2 separate regions of the Homo sapiens genome follow, and region 1 is linked to region 2. The links are chromatin contacts, found by Hi-C in ENCODE. All regions are on one chromosome and are shown on one strand. The core of a region is the stretch at or near the end of the contact, and the rest is flanking DNA. Distances in the headings are between cores, read along the strand shown. Region 1 holds the start of DSG4 (desmoglein 4). Region 2 has its middle 50 kb from the start of DSG1.

Region 1 (6,724 bases), core at 966-3,465, 110 kb after region 2:
ACTCTTGCCTATCTTTGACCCTAATAAACCATACAGCCTCCCTAGACTATCACTATCACATGGGTAGGAGAGAGGCAAGATAGGAGAGATTGGATTATATGATCTCTGTGGTATCTTTAAGCATTAATGTTTTATGCTCTGTTTCTACAATGACTGATACTCTTCAAGAGAAACGGAAGTAGCTACTCTTTATCTACACAAGCTCAGAACCATAACCAAGTTTTGTCTTTGGGAATTCCACTGTAAAATCATCCATCCCCTGTGGGAAACAGTAGCTCACACCTGTAATCTCAGTACTTTAGGAGACCAAGGCAGGAGGATCACTTAAGCCCACGAGTTTGAGACCAGCCTGGACAATATAGCAGGACCTTGTCTCTACAAAATATTTTTAAAATTAACCAAGTGTGGTGACATGCACCTGTAAACCCAAGTACTTGAGAGGCTGAGGTGGGAGGATCACTTGAACTCAGGAGGCAGAGGTTGCCGTGAGCTGCACTCAGACCACTACTGCACTCCAGCCTGAGAAGCAGAGCAAGACTCTGTCTCCAAAAAAAACTTTAAAGCAAAAGATCATTCCCACAAATCTCCAAGGAGTAAACAGAAATGAAATGATGGGGCTTCAGGTAGTTCCTCCTTAGTTACTGAAGAATCTTTTAAATATGTTCATAATTATAATCTGGATTCAAATTCTGGATACCATTGAAATCAGGAGTTTCAAATGGAGAAAGCTAGAGGTACCCACATAAATGATCTAGTACCTATTTCTATTGCTTCCTGTTTCTTTTCTTTAAAACTCATCCTATAAATAGCATTCAAGTAGATAGAAAATCTTATATTTAGAAGAAAATATAAGAAAAATCTTATATGTAGAAGAAATCATCTATAGTGTAAACAAAAGATAGAGACCTTTGTGAAATATCTCCTTCAAACACAACAATAGAGAAGAATGTTGTTTTTCCCTTGTAAAAAGCAATGTCACTTAAAGACCTGGAGTTGTTTCATTAATTCTCTTAGGCAAATTAAATTATCTAATTCAACATGACATGAAATAATGCAAAAGTAAATTACTTTATCTGGCTTCCAAAAATACTAAAACTACTTTTCTCAAGAAACTAAGCAATACTTAGAATACATTCTATTACCAGGGTCAACCTTGTTTCTGAATTACAGTGATGGGATAGTGAAGACAGGAGGCAGTCTCCCTTTGAAATTCTCCAACCAACATGTATTATCTATCAATCAGAGAACAGTTAACTGCATTTTCTTTTAAGTTTATTGATGTTGCTGCCAGCCTGCAATGTTTGCATCAGGACACTCTATACCCTGTTTCAAACCCATACTAACAAAGGAAAAGGGAGACACGAAAAAGGGAAATAATATTCAAAAATATCCAGATCCCACTCTGGGCTTTTTTTCATTAAATTCTCACGTTTCCAACTTCAGTTTCTCCTTAATAAATATTTGTGGTGGTGTAAAATGTGTTCCTCACCCACATTATGTACTTTTTATCAGTGGTAATACTATGAGAAGTGAGAATGTTGTATTGTAGTTACTTTAAAATGATTTTGTAAATATCATATTGTAGAGGTTTGACTGAATAATCAAGAAAGAAAATGCCAAAGTATGGAAACAAACATACTGGTACTAGTTAAATCAGAGTTCCTTCATCTTAACTTTGTTATTTCAGAAAATCTTTAAAATTGAGAGTGCGGTTCAACCACAAGACATTTTAAAGAGAGAAGCAGGACTCAACTGAATTGAAATGAGCGTCATTATTCTATCTTTCTTCCTATACCATACTTGAGTCCTGATGACTTTCAACAATGGCCTCTGCTAAAAGTATCATTCCTTGAAGTGGGTTCTGCAGTGGACATGTGTGTGTATGTGTTGTCAGTATATGTAATTTTGCTTTTACAATGTTGGCAGTAAGAAGAAGCCTTCTAATTTTATTCAGCATGATGATAGGCCCTAGCATTTTAATTATTTTTTATGTTGTGAGTAATTTATTATTCACTGGCTATCTTCCCTGTAAATCTTGTCCTCGCTCTGTAAGGTTTTTCTTTGGTGTCCAACAAAGGGTTTCATTGCAATAAGAATCAAGGTGTGTCTAAATTCTTACCCAGAGCCCAAACAATGCCAGTCTTCCAGACCAGCCTGGGAGTTTGGGGTGGGGAAACAGTCATTATAGAATATCTTCATCTCTCTGCCCAGAGATCACCACAGTTATCACCCATGCCCTCCTAAAAGGGTGTCTCAAAGCATATCTTTCTGTAGAGCAGAATTCGGAACTGAGAAGACGAGGGCTCAAATTGAATCTCACAGGATTTGCGTGCAAGAGAAACCCAAAGGAATGGATTGGCTCTTCTTCAGAAACATTTGCCTTTTGATCATTCTAATGGTAAGTAGAATTTAAAGAGGTGGGAAGGAAATGCAGCCTCAAGGTCTTGTCTCTGTCAACTGTCGGGCTTTCTACATGGGATTTATTCCATTTTTAATCTCCTTCCTGCAAAGAGAGTTCTAGAAGTCCAGCCTCTGTTAATTTCAAACAACTCTCTCCGCCTTGAGGAACAAAATGCCATAGAGAAGCGGGGTGAGAATCTGGCTGAATTAAATTTATATGCCCTCAGAGACATAATCTACTTCACTTTGAGTGTTAGGACTATTCTAAAATTTTAAATTGGAAATAAAATTCATATTCTATGATCATATAAATAAATCAGATAGATTGCTGTGAAAACTGCCAGTGCAAATGGGTTCTAAATTTGAAGGGAAGTTAATCAAACCCATTTCTTTTCAATAGTTATTTCCCTATGAGTTTCTTTCAAAGTGGAGGAATGATAGCCATGTTGAAATTACATTGCAACTAATGATGACATACTAAAGTCATGAGAACTTTTTCCAGTCAGATATTGCTAAAGAAAAATGAAGCCCAGCCATCAAGACAAAACTTTTCTGGAATTATGAATGCATTCCTACAGACCAGCAAAGAAATATTTAAATGACTTATTTCTTTACAGTAAACATGGCATCTTGGATATTATATTTCTTTCCTCTAACCTTTGGGTGCCCAAGGTGTGACATGATTTCCAGACAGGCAGCATGCATAGCAAATATCCTACCCTAGAAAGAGATAATTCCAACTCCAAAGAAGAACAAAGTTCCAGTTGGCCAATCAACAAACTATTGCCAATTCTGGGAGGGTAAGAGGACAGGATTATTAGGAACTGTACAAATTTTTCAAAGTAAATTAAGACAAATGCATTATAGTTGGCCACACTTCAATCTCCCAGGAGTATCCAGGTTAGCGCTACAACCTAAGCTTAGAAAGTGATTCCCATCCTATTCTTAGGCAAGTGGCAATTATACCAGACTCCTCTGAACATCAGTTGTAAGAGACAGAGAGTAGCTAGGGCTGGGAGAGATGGGAGCACGTCATTGTCCAAGAGGCACAGTGAGAGCTACTCTTCTGGAATTCACATTTCTAAACTTCAAGAGCAGTGCGGGAGCCGAACACTGCCAAAGGGCACACAACCCCAAGCTCAAAAGGGAACGTGACAACAGTGGTAGAATATTGCATCCTCTGAGTTTAGGAGACAGATTATTAAACAATACCATTTTTGAAAAATATTTTTAAACTTAAAAACATAAGACGAAGGGCAATATTCTGTTACAATGATCATTATTTATTTACTAAATAAAATAAATGTTACTAAAAGAAGAGGCAAGAATCGGACTTGGTCTTCAATTGAAATAGTAAGTTATGAGGATATACCTCTTGTTACTCTTCTACCGAGTATATTCATGCTTTGACTCAGATAAACTTTTGGTTTTCTGTAAGGAAAATTGTATGTGTCAAGATTTTAGAGGCCACTTCTGAGCACTAAATCTTGCCTCCCATTGCCTTCTGCACAGGCATGATTTATGATAATATTATTTAATTGAAGAGTTGATTCTTCTCCTTGATCTTGAAAGAGTATTATACTTCAGACTCTCAGGATCTTTTTTTGGTAGTATTTATTTATTTTCCTTGGTAATACTAGCGTTTTTAATACTTAATTCCTCCTACTCCTCATTGATATTGAAGTCTTTGTGTTTGACATTTCACGGTAATTGTGAAAAAGTTCTTTAAGTATTTTTTTTCTTTATGCTTGTCTAAAAGATCCCTTACCATATCAATTAATAGTGTCTGGAATTGGGAGGTAGAGACTTCTGGCATATTTCAAAATTGAAACAAATACAAGAATTGTTTAAGGAGAATCAATGAGATGTTATAGATATTATAGGAAAGTAGACATGCCTACTTCTCTTTAATTTCCTGAACTTGAACTCTGCCCCTTCTTCATTAACTAAATCAAAGACTCTCTGGGGCATCATTGCAGCTTACACTAATGAGGGTGTGGCAGCCTCTCAGAGACTCACAGGTACTTTGTGTCAGCTACATCTCAACCGCAAAGAGCACTGTAAACAAAGTTCTGACTGGCTAACCAGCAAAAGGTACTCAAAACTCTAGATTACAATAGGGCACTGATTTTATCACGAGTCATTTGGCATTTTCTTCCTAAGGATGCTTATCATGTTCTTCTATAAAACAGACAGGGGTGGTGAGGGACATTCAACAGTGAATCGAGATTCAGAAGTCCCGGGTTTGAATTACAGCTCCTCTTCAAAGTGGCTGTGTAACTTTGGCAAAAGCACCCAACTTCTCAGGGCTTCCTTTGACCTCATGTGAGAATGTATGGTTAGACATGATGTTATTAAGTTGCTTCCACTGTAGAAACTGCAATTCTAAAATTATCTCCACTGAATACTTACATAGTAGAAGTTCATTTCTGGCTCATAAATAGTTTTCATAAATTTGGCTGGAGAATCTGAGGATTTAGGCAATTCTATGGATTGTATAAATTTTATAAGGAAGGAATCACTTACGGCAGGACAGTTATTAGCTGGAAGAGGCCTATATTATATCAAGTGGATAAGGTCATAAAAGACAACCATTTATCAGATAAGAATTTTTCTCTATGTGTGATGACCATTCATGCTACATATAAGATGTAAGCACTTCCATTAAATAGTCTAATTCTTGGAAGTTAAAAAGGTAGGTGGCTAAATATAGCTGTTATCTCATTGCAAGTTGAGAGCAGGCATCAAAATTTGAAAACATATTTAAAATTAACTTAGCCACTTATCAATTTAGTTCTCACATGCACTCAAATATGTTATTCTGAAACATGGAACAGAAATTTGTTTCTATTTACTTGTCAGGCAGATTTCCAGAAATATGACAGAGAGAAAAACACCTTATCCTATTTGGCTTGATATTTGTACTAAACAGAATACCCTAGATTGCTTTAAATGATTGGTTTCAGTACTGCTTATTACAGAAAGAATGTACTCATCACCGCAAAGGTTACATCGAAGCAAATCTCACCTCTATGATTGTTTTGTTGATATAAGTGGCTAAGGAATTACTAAATGTATTTTAAATCAGTGGATAAGTTTATATTTTTTGCCTTCAAATTCCTGCAGAGTCCATGGGGAGAACCTCATATAAAAAAAGCTTTATATCCCAAGAGATATCTAGTATTACCATGACCTATAACTTAGTATAGTTTTCTCAAGAATATCTACCTATTGACTTGTAGGATAAAAATCCTGCCCTAAAAAGATTTCATGGCCCTTGGGATTCTATGACCCTTTTCCTTTTTGAAAGATACTTTTTTTGTTGGGGACAGAGCTTCTGGATCCTGAGTACGTAGTCTGACTCTTTTCTAGTTCTTAAGTATCCAGGAAGGAGTTCCGTATAGAGCAATGAAACCGTTGTTTAAGCTGCAGTAATGTTTCCTTCCCTTCCCCAAGTGGGAGCACAGTTGGAATTCCTCACTCATGGAAAGCAGCTCTGACTACAGGGTGTGTGACAACAGTGCCTGGAGGGAAACCTTCAGACATAACTTGCATGAGAAATGTTTGCCCTTCTTTTCTACGCAGAAAATTACATGGCTTACAAACTAAGATGCCATTATTGATACACCTTCCATTATAAGCAAAAGTGGTATAATTAGGCTTGAACTTGGCAACTCTACCATAGACCTGGTGGGATAGTAACTGCTTTACTCAATTATTATTATAAGCGTTATTCAGGAAAGAACTGCTTATTAATAAGTTGGTCCTACATATGCGGATGACTTCCAAACTGACTACTTACTTCAAAAGGGTAAGTCATAGAGATGAAACAGTAGCCTTGTTCTGTAGCTACTACTTTAAATACACTCAGAATGTAAGAGAATAATATCTATTCCAGTATTGCAAGAAGCATATATTATATGCTTAGAGTCTACATATCTTATATAAAATCATCATGTTCTCTCTAGAAGTAAGGATTAAAAGAGAAAACAAGACCCAGAAAAATTTCTACAGTTTTCTAAAAGTTAGATGACAATAGAGTGTGGTGTATCCTGTTATTCCTCTCTGGAATACATACATTATTACAGGTCGAAACTTGTCTTGCACATAGAGAACAGTGTCTGTCACATGCTTTGTCAATGAAAATGTTTCAATGAATGAATGGATTTAGTTTCTAACTTATCTTTCTTACCAAGTCACTTAATCATATATTTCCCACCCACATGTTGATGAGCAACTTTAACATGGTCAGTGAGCTTTAAAAAGAGCTGGAGTGTTTCATATTGAGACGAGGTATTGGTTCTCTGAAGCTGCCAGCCACTAC
Region 2 (6,878 bases), core at 3,151-5,650:
TATTATTTCCTTATTTTATATACAAGAAACCAAGGTTTTGAGAGTTGAGGGGTTACTTCCCCAAGATTACACAATAAGTAAGTTAAAGAGACCAAGATTCAAATCAAGAGCTCACTTCTGGCTGGGTGCGGTGGCTCACGCCTGTAATCCCAGTACTTTGGGAGGCCGAGGTGGGTGGATCACCTGAGGTCAGGAGTTTAAGACCAGCCTGGCCAACATAGTGAAACCCCATCTCTACTTAAATAAAAAAAAATAGTGGGGCGTGGTGGTACGCACCTGTAATCCCAGCTACTTGGGAGGTTGAGGCAGGAGAATCGCTTGAACCCAGGAAGCAGAGGTTGCAGTGAGCCGAGATCGCGCCATTGCACTCCAGCCTCGGGGACAAGAGTGAGACTTCGTCTGAAAAAAAAAAAAAAGAGCTCACTTCCAGGCCTGGACACCATCTTCTTTGCTGCCTTCCTAAATATAAGTGAATATTCTCCATTTCCTTTTTGATCATCCTCTAAGTGCAGGGGTAAATTGTTATTTATAAGAAAATGTTCTTAAGTGTCTCAACTGCAATGAAATAGATCCTCAAAACGTGTAAGAGCAATGTGATGGAGAGACTAGATTCTAATAAATGAGGTCATAAAAACTGATGTAAAAAACTGTTATATGTTTGTTTAGCAAGCATTGACCTATAACAGTCACTTTCATGTGTGATTTTCGTGTAAACATCATAGCAACGACATAGAAAAGTAATTCCACAATTTCACAGAGGTGCACACTTGGGCTCAGAGAAGGAAATGATTTTTACTCAAAATCACAACCACTGTTTATAACTGGACAGTCACAGAGCTCCCACAAATTGAGGCACTCACTGAAAGGAAAATGCAAATGGTCAATAAAATATTTTTAAAGCCTCAACGTCATTAAAATCGGAGAAATTAACATTTCAACCACAAATCATACAAAGCTTTAACCATCAAACTGACAAATGTAAAGAGTTCAAACTTTTCCATTGATGAAAGGATGTTCAGAGAAAGTCACTGCACAAAAAGATGTTTAAAAGAGGTGTGAGGGGGATTTAGAGGTGGAGTACAAAGAAATAATTAACTTTGTGTAATTATTATGAAATTGCAGTGGTTAAAATAAAACATGTTCCTTTTGTGAAAGAAAAAAAGACTCTAATAAGCTAATGTTTTTTGTATAGGTATATGTGTTTTGGAAGAATGTTAATTCAATGGAAACATAAAAATGTGACTATACATAGCAAGATATGTAAAGAAACACTTTTTAATTATTATTTTTCTATAATATTAGTCTTCAGGTCATGATGAGAATTGAGGAAACTGAGGAGTTTATTGTCAATTCCAAAACTCTTTTTAAATCCTTAGTTTTGGGCAAATTTACATTTGTGATGAGCTATGACTTTGAACAGTACTATTTCAACGCAGTATTAAGTGAAAATTATTTTTGAAATAAAAGCATGATTTATTTGATCACATCTTATGGAATTAATTAAGCATAACTATATTAATTGCTACATAACTGAGAGCAAATTAATTGTAAGTAAATTACTTTATCACTGAATCCCTTTTAAGCAGTAGTATTATTTAATTATTGATCACTTGTAGTGGTTAATATATTTTGCAAATTCAGGGATGATACTTAAAAGTATATAAAATTTGCATCATGTCTTCTTTAATGAAAAATGTTTTTTTCTCAATGGAATAACAAAGCACATTTCAAATGTGTTCCAAAATAGAATTTGTAAATATTAACAGTACTTTTCAATTCTCTCTTATTAGGTAAAAAAAAAATTATAATTTGAGCACAGAGAATTTTCAATGCCCCTTAAACAGAAATGTCTTCCTTAATATCATAAATACAAAATTATCATAAGGTAAAATTTCCTGAAGGTGGCAGCATCCTAAGCAAATCTGTCTCCAACCTTTGCAGCAGGCAGTTTTTATGTATGGAGTAATATTACATTTCCTAATAAAAGGGATTAACAACAATACCACTCATTAATAATTATGAAAACAATGTAATAGTACTCATCATGACATGATTTCTTGAAGATTTATACAGTATAGTCTCTACTGAGGAATACATAAGTTGAACTCAATATAAATATTTTTTCAAGGTTTTTCTGAAATCTGTGAAGATTTCTGTTGATTCTCTGATTACACTAATTTTTTTTCTTGCTGAAACGTTATCTAAGTGAGAAAGTGACAGGCATACATTTTAACGTTCTAACTTTCATTTTGAGTCATACTTTAGACAAAAATAATAGGCCGGGTGCGGTGGCTCACGCCTGTAATCCCTGCATTTTGGGAGGCCGAGGCGGGCGGATCATGAGGTCAGGAGATTGAGACCATCCTGGCTAACACGGTGAAACCCCGTCTCTACTAAAAATACAAAAAGTTAGCCGGACGTGGTGGCGGGCACCTGTAGTCCCAGCTACTCGGGAGGCTGAGGCAGGAGAATGGTGTGAACCCGGGAGGCGGAGCTTGCAGTGAGCTGAGATCGTGCCACTGCACTCCAGCCTGGGCGACGAGCGAGACTCCGTCTCAAAAAATAATAATAATAATAATAATAATATTAATGCCAATTCCTTCTACATATTTCTTGAAATGTGAGGAAAATAATGATAACAAATGCTATGACTATGATTTTTGAAACTAAGAGTGGGCCCATAAATTGGGAAATAAATCTTAATTTAAACATTGGGTTTTAAAGTACTTACTCAATTCACTTCACAGTTACTTTGAAATAAAACCCCACAAACTTTTCTTATCTGACAATAAAATATAGTTTGATGATTTACTTTTGAAACTGTAATGCACTACACAGGTGGTTGTGGCTGTTATCATTATTTTTAAAAGCCAAGTTTCCACATCTGTACTTTGTGATCAGGGACTCTAATAGCAAGAAATAGTTGTATCATTGGTCAACAGAGTTATTTTGAACCTAGGTATTTTCCTTCAAAATGAGATGTGCTTTCCCCCGTCATAATAATTTTGATTCCATCACTTCTTTGTTATTCCATCTCTAAAAATGAAGATAAACATCTAAATTCTACAGTGTTTGGTCAATAACCTCCCTATTTAGATTTTAGTGCCCATTCATCATTATGCATATACCAAATTAGATTGCTGTAGAAGCAAATGTTTCTCAGAAAAATAATGAAACCCTTTATTTCATAGGTTCAGAGACATGTTGCTTCTTTGTAAATGGTAACTTGCCAGCCAGCTAACCCACGGTTAAGCAAAGATAAACTCCCTGGAAGGCAACAGATGTAATCTCAGCATTATTTTTTCTTCAGAGTTTTCCCAACCAGAATTTTTGTCTCTATTCCTGTTGCATTTTCATGTTTTCTTTCTTTCCATTTCTTTCTTTCTCTTTCCCATACTCTTCTGCATATGATTATTTTCTTCCTTTTTTTTTTCTTTCTTTTTTTCACCTCTGTCCTTCTCTCTGCAGTTTCTGATGCTGTGAACCTAGTGAATATTAAGGGACTTTCCTGGGGTATTTCCCAGAGGTTGAAGAAAAGCACCAGGACTGTGAAGTCACAGAAGCAGCCACAACACAGACTCTGGGAGGATGGGAAATGGCTAAAGTCATGATTTAGCCAGATGTTACAGAGTACAGGAAAAATAGAAAGTGAAGACCGGAAAAGTTCTATGCACTTTACTGAAATTGAAAACCCAAAATTCTCAACATGTTCATCCAATAAATTTTTTATATATATTTGGGATAAGTAAATTAAAATTGTATAAAAGATTTGTCTTAAATTCCTCAGCTAATATAGACAAAGTAGTACGACTGCACAAGCATTATCATAGATTCAGATGCGGGTATGGAGAGAGAAGAACTGGTCTGCTTTATTATATATTTTGCCAAATAGAGCTTATGGAAGAGAAGATATAAGAAAAATAATGAGGAACCTGTTTTAAACTGGATATGGGATAACTTCAGCATAAGTGATAGAATAGAAGAGAGAAAAGTAAAAAAAGGAGAAAACAGGCATGACTGACTAGTATGGGAATGTGAAAGAAATAAGAAAGAAATAAAAGTAGAAATGCAAAAAGCAATGGAAGGGTTCATATAAGTGATCAATAATTGCATCAGAATAAAATTAAGGGATATGGCCAATGGGGAAAAAGGATAATCAGGAGATTATCTGATTATAAAAGATAATGTTTGGAATAAGAGAGAGAGAGCAAAGGAAAGAGAGACAGAGAGAGAGAGATGATCAAGAGACCTGGGGAAAAAAATCTTGTTGACTGAAGTAGTAAGGTGGAAATAAATTTGGAAAGTAACATGGAGGAAGAAGCAGTAAAATGTTGTCATGAATAAAAGGAGAGCTGGTCTGAGATCATCTGCCAAGTGGAGGAGATGTGGACACCTGAGACAAAGGAAATATCAGTGACTACTGAGCGAGGAGTTGGAGCTTTGCCATAAACCAAGTAAAGTGAAAACACTAGTTCTTGCCAGCAAGCTGACTTTCACATGAAAGGGCAACAAACACATAATTTAATTATCATTGAAAGCAAAAATGACACCAACTGTGTTTTAAACTCTTCCTCATCTCATGGGATGTGATAATAAGTGAATCATGACAGCATCAAGCTCATTTCTGGTGCTTCACTAAAGTAACACAGTAAAAACATTAGCAGTCAAGAATTTGTGTAATTATTCAGTATCATCTTCCTGGAAAATTTTAGATACTTTGCAATTGAGATGCATTTACATGTTTCCTGATTCCTTCTTCAAAATAAAGGTCCATATGCAGTTTTTTGCCAAAACGAACAGAGAACGGAGAGGCAAAGCAGAACTACCCCAAGCTAACCTCCTTTGCCCATGGGTAGAACAGGCTTGTCACACCGAAAGTGAAAAACTCCCCATTAGAATATTGACTCTCCTCTGTAAACATCCAGTACAAGGAAATAAGAATACATGGATGCAAAGTAAACTCTTAGTTTCTACAATTGGTAGATAAAAGCTGGTGTTAATTTTTCTTTAAGCAGCCCAGGGTGCTTGACCTCCTTGAATCTACCTATGGTGTCGGAGGAATTCGTTGACATAAAGGTCCCCCAGCTCAGCAAGAGATAAGCCAGGGAAACATTGGAGTTTATGGCCGGGTTCTCCTGATACTGTTAGAACACTAAACCTTAGGGAAAGGACTATTTTTTTTTCTTCAAACTTCAGGGAGGCAGGCTTAGAATTAATTGCCCTTCCAGACAGAGAAGAGAGAATGTGATGCCTCTGGACACAGCAGTGTCTTGAACTTAAGACAAGGACATTGCAGTGTATTTTTCTGGCCGCCTTCTTTTAGTCAGTTCTAAAGGGATTCAAAAAGCTCTTTATAAAAGCAAATTTAGAAGAAGCTCTGTCCAAACTCATAGAGTAAGTTTAATTACTTCTAAAATTAACATAAAATGTGGAAAAGTGCACCTGTTATAGGCATATGCCTCAATAAATTTTTACCAGGTAACTAGACCCATGTAACCAGCTCCTTAATCATGATCTAGAACATTACTAGAAGGCCAGCCATCACTAACTCTCCAAATGTCACCACTGGCATGAATACTGATAACAAAGTTTTGCCTGTTTTTGTTTTTTGGTTTTTGTTTGTTTACATTAAATAAATGAAATAATGCTATATGTTCTCCTTTGTGACATATAGCTTCTTCCACTCAATAGTATGTTAGTCTGATTCATCCACATATTTTGGGATTGTTCTGAGTTGGTTATTCTCATTGCTCTATAGTATTCCATTATATGAATGTGCTGTAATGTATTATTCAACCTATTATTGATGATGTTAAAAGAAAAACTTCGGCCAAATTAAATTTAAAGTAGTTTTATTGAACAATGAACAATTTGTGAGTCAAGCAGCCCTCAGAATCACTGCAAATTCAGGGAGACTCCAGGGATGCCTCAAGGTCAGAACAAATTCATAGACAAAAAAAAGGGAAGTGATGTACAGAAATCCAAAGTGAGGTACAGAAACAGCTGAATTGGTTACAGGTTGGCCTTTGCCTTATTTGAACACAGTTTGAACACTTGGCAGCGTTTGAGTGGTTGAAGTAAGGCTGCTGGGATTGGCCAAGACTCAGCGATTGTTACAGGCCCATACTCCTAAATTAGGTTTTCAATCTTGTCTACCTATTAAGTTAGATTACTGTTCATCCACGATGACTCAAATATAGAAGTATGGAGCCATTCTCAGGACATATTTAGTTTGCTTTAACGATGGACGTTTGAATAGTTTCTAGTTTGGGGACATTATTAATAGTCCTGCTATGGATATGCTTATATGTGTCTTTCAGTGTGTATATTATTCACTTCTGAAAGGGATAGGTGGAATTGCTAAGCCATAGGTTATGTATATGTTCCTGTGTTTTACTAGATAGTGCCAAATAATTTTCCAAAGTATTTCTATCAATTTATATTTTAATTGTAATGTACGAGAGCTCCAACTGCTCTACATTTTTAATAACTCTTGACATTTTCCATCTTTTTATTTTAGTTTTCTAATGGGTGACCATATGGCTTTAGAGCTGTACTGTAGGAATAGTTGAAGAGTCTCAGACCAAATCCTGAAAATTCCAGTTGTAAATGATATATTTGGGTCTCACATCCTACTCGGGTATGTGATTTTGGTGATTGAAAATAAATTGATTTCTAAAAAAACCTACCTAGCAAACAACTTTACTCATCAACAAAAACTGTGAAAAGCAGTTGTGGGGCCAATTCTTCAATTCATTACATCCAACAAACCTCCAGTTTCAAGGATTATATTTTTTCTAGTAATTTCATTTTTCTTCCGAATAGTTTTACTTTTAACCAGTCTAGTTATCTACTCTTTTATAGGTTTATCCAAAATG

Evidence for each region. Hi-C counts contacts between places; a loop is a spot of excess contacts on that map.
Region 1: a loop to region 2 is called in a map of chondrocyte, with 2.3 times the contacts of the local background. The contact joins the promoter of DSG4 here to the enhancer-like site in region 2. A Hi-C loop is called at or near these places in 1 of 168 maps with a recorded cell type or tissue (chondrocyte).

Annotation. Positions count from the first base shown.
Region 1 is chr18:31,374,562-31,381,285 of GRCh38, forward strand. It overlaps DSG4 (desmoglein 4), which reads left to right and starts at 2,216. Exons shown (of 16, transcript NM_177986.5): 1 at 2,216-2,398. The coding sequence starts at 2,351. The region is part of intron 1 of DSG1-AS1 (DSG1 antisense RNA 1); the gene reads right to left.
Region 2 is chr18:31,264,791-31,271,668 of GRCh38, forward strand. No RefSeq gene overlaps it. Among named protein-coding and RNA genes, the nearest start is that of DSG1, 50 kb to the right of the region's middle. RefSeq lists an enhancer at 3,411-3,530. Within about 2 kb of position 4,401, at least 2 of the 41 ENCODE cell types and tissues checked have a DNase peak (open chromatin) inside an H3K27ac peak, as active enhancers do.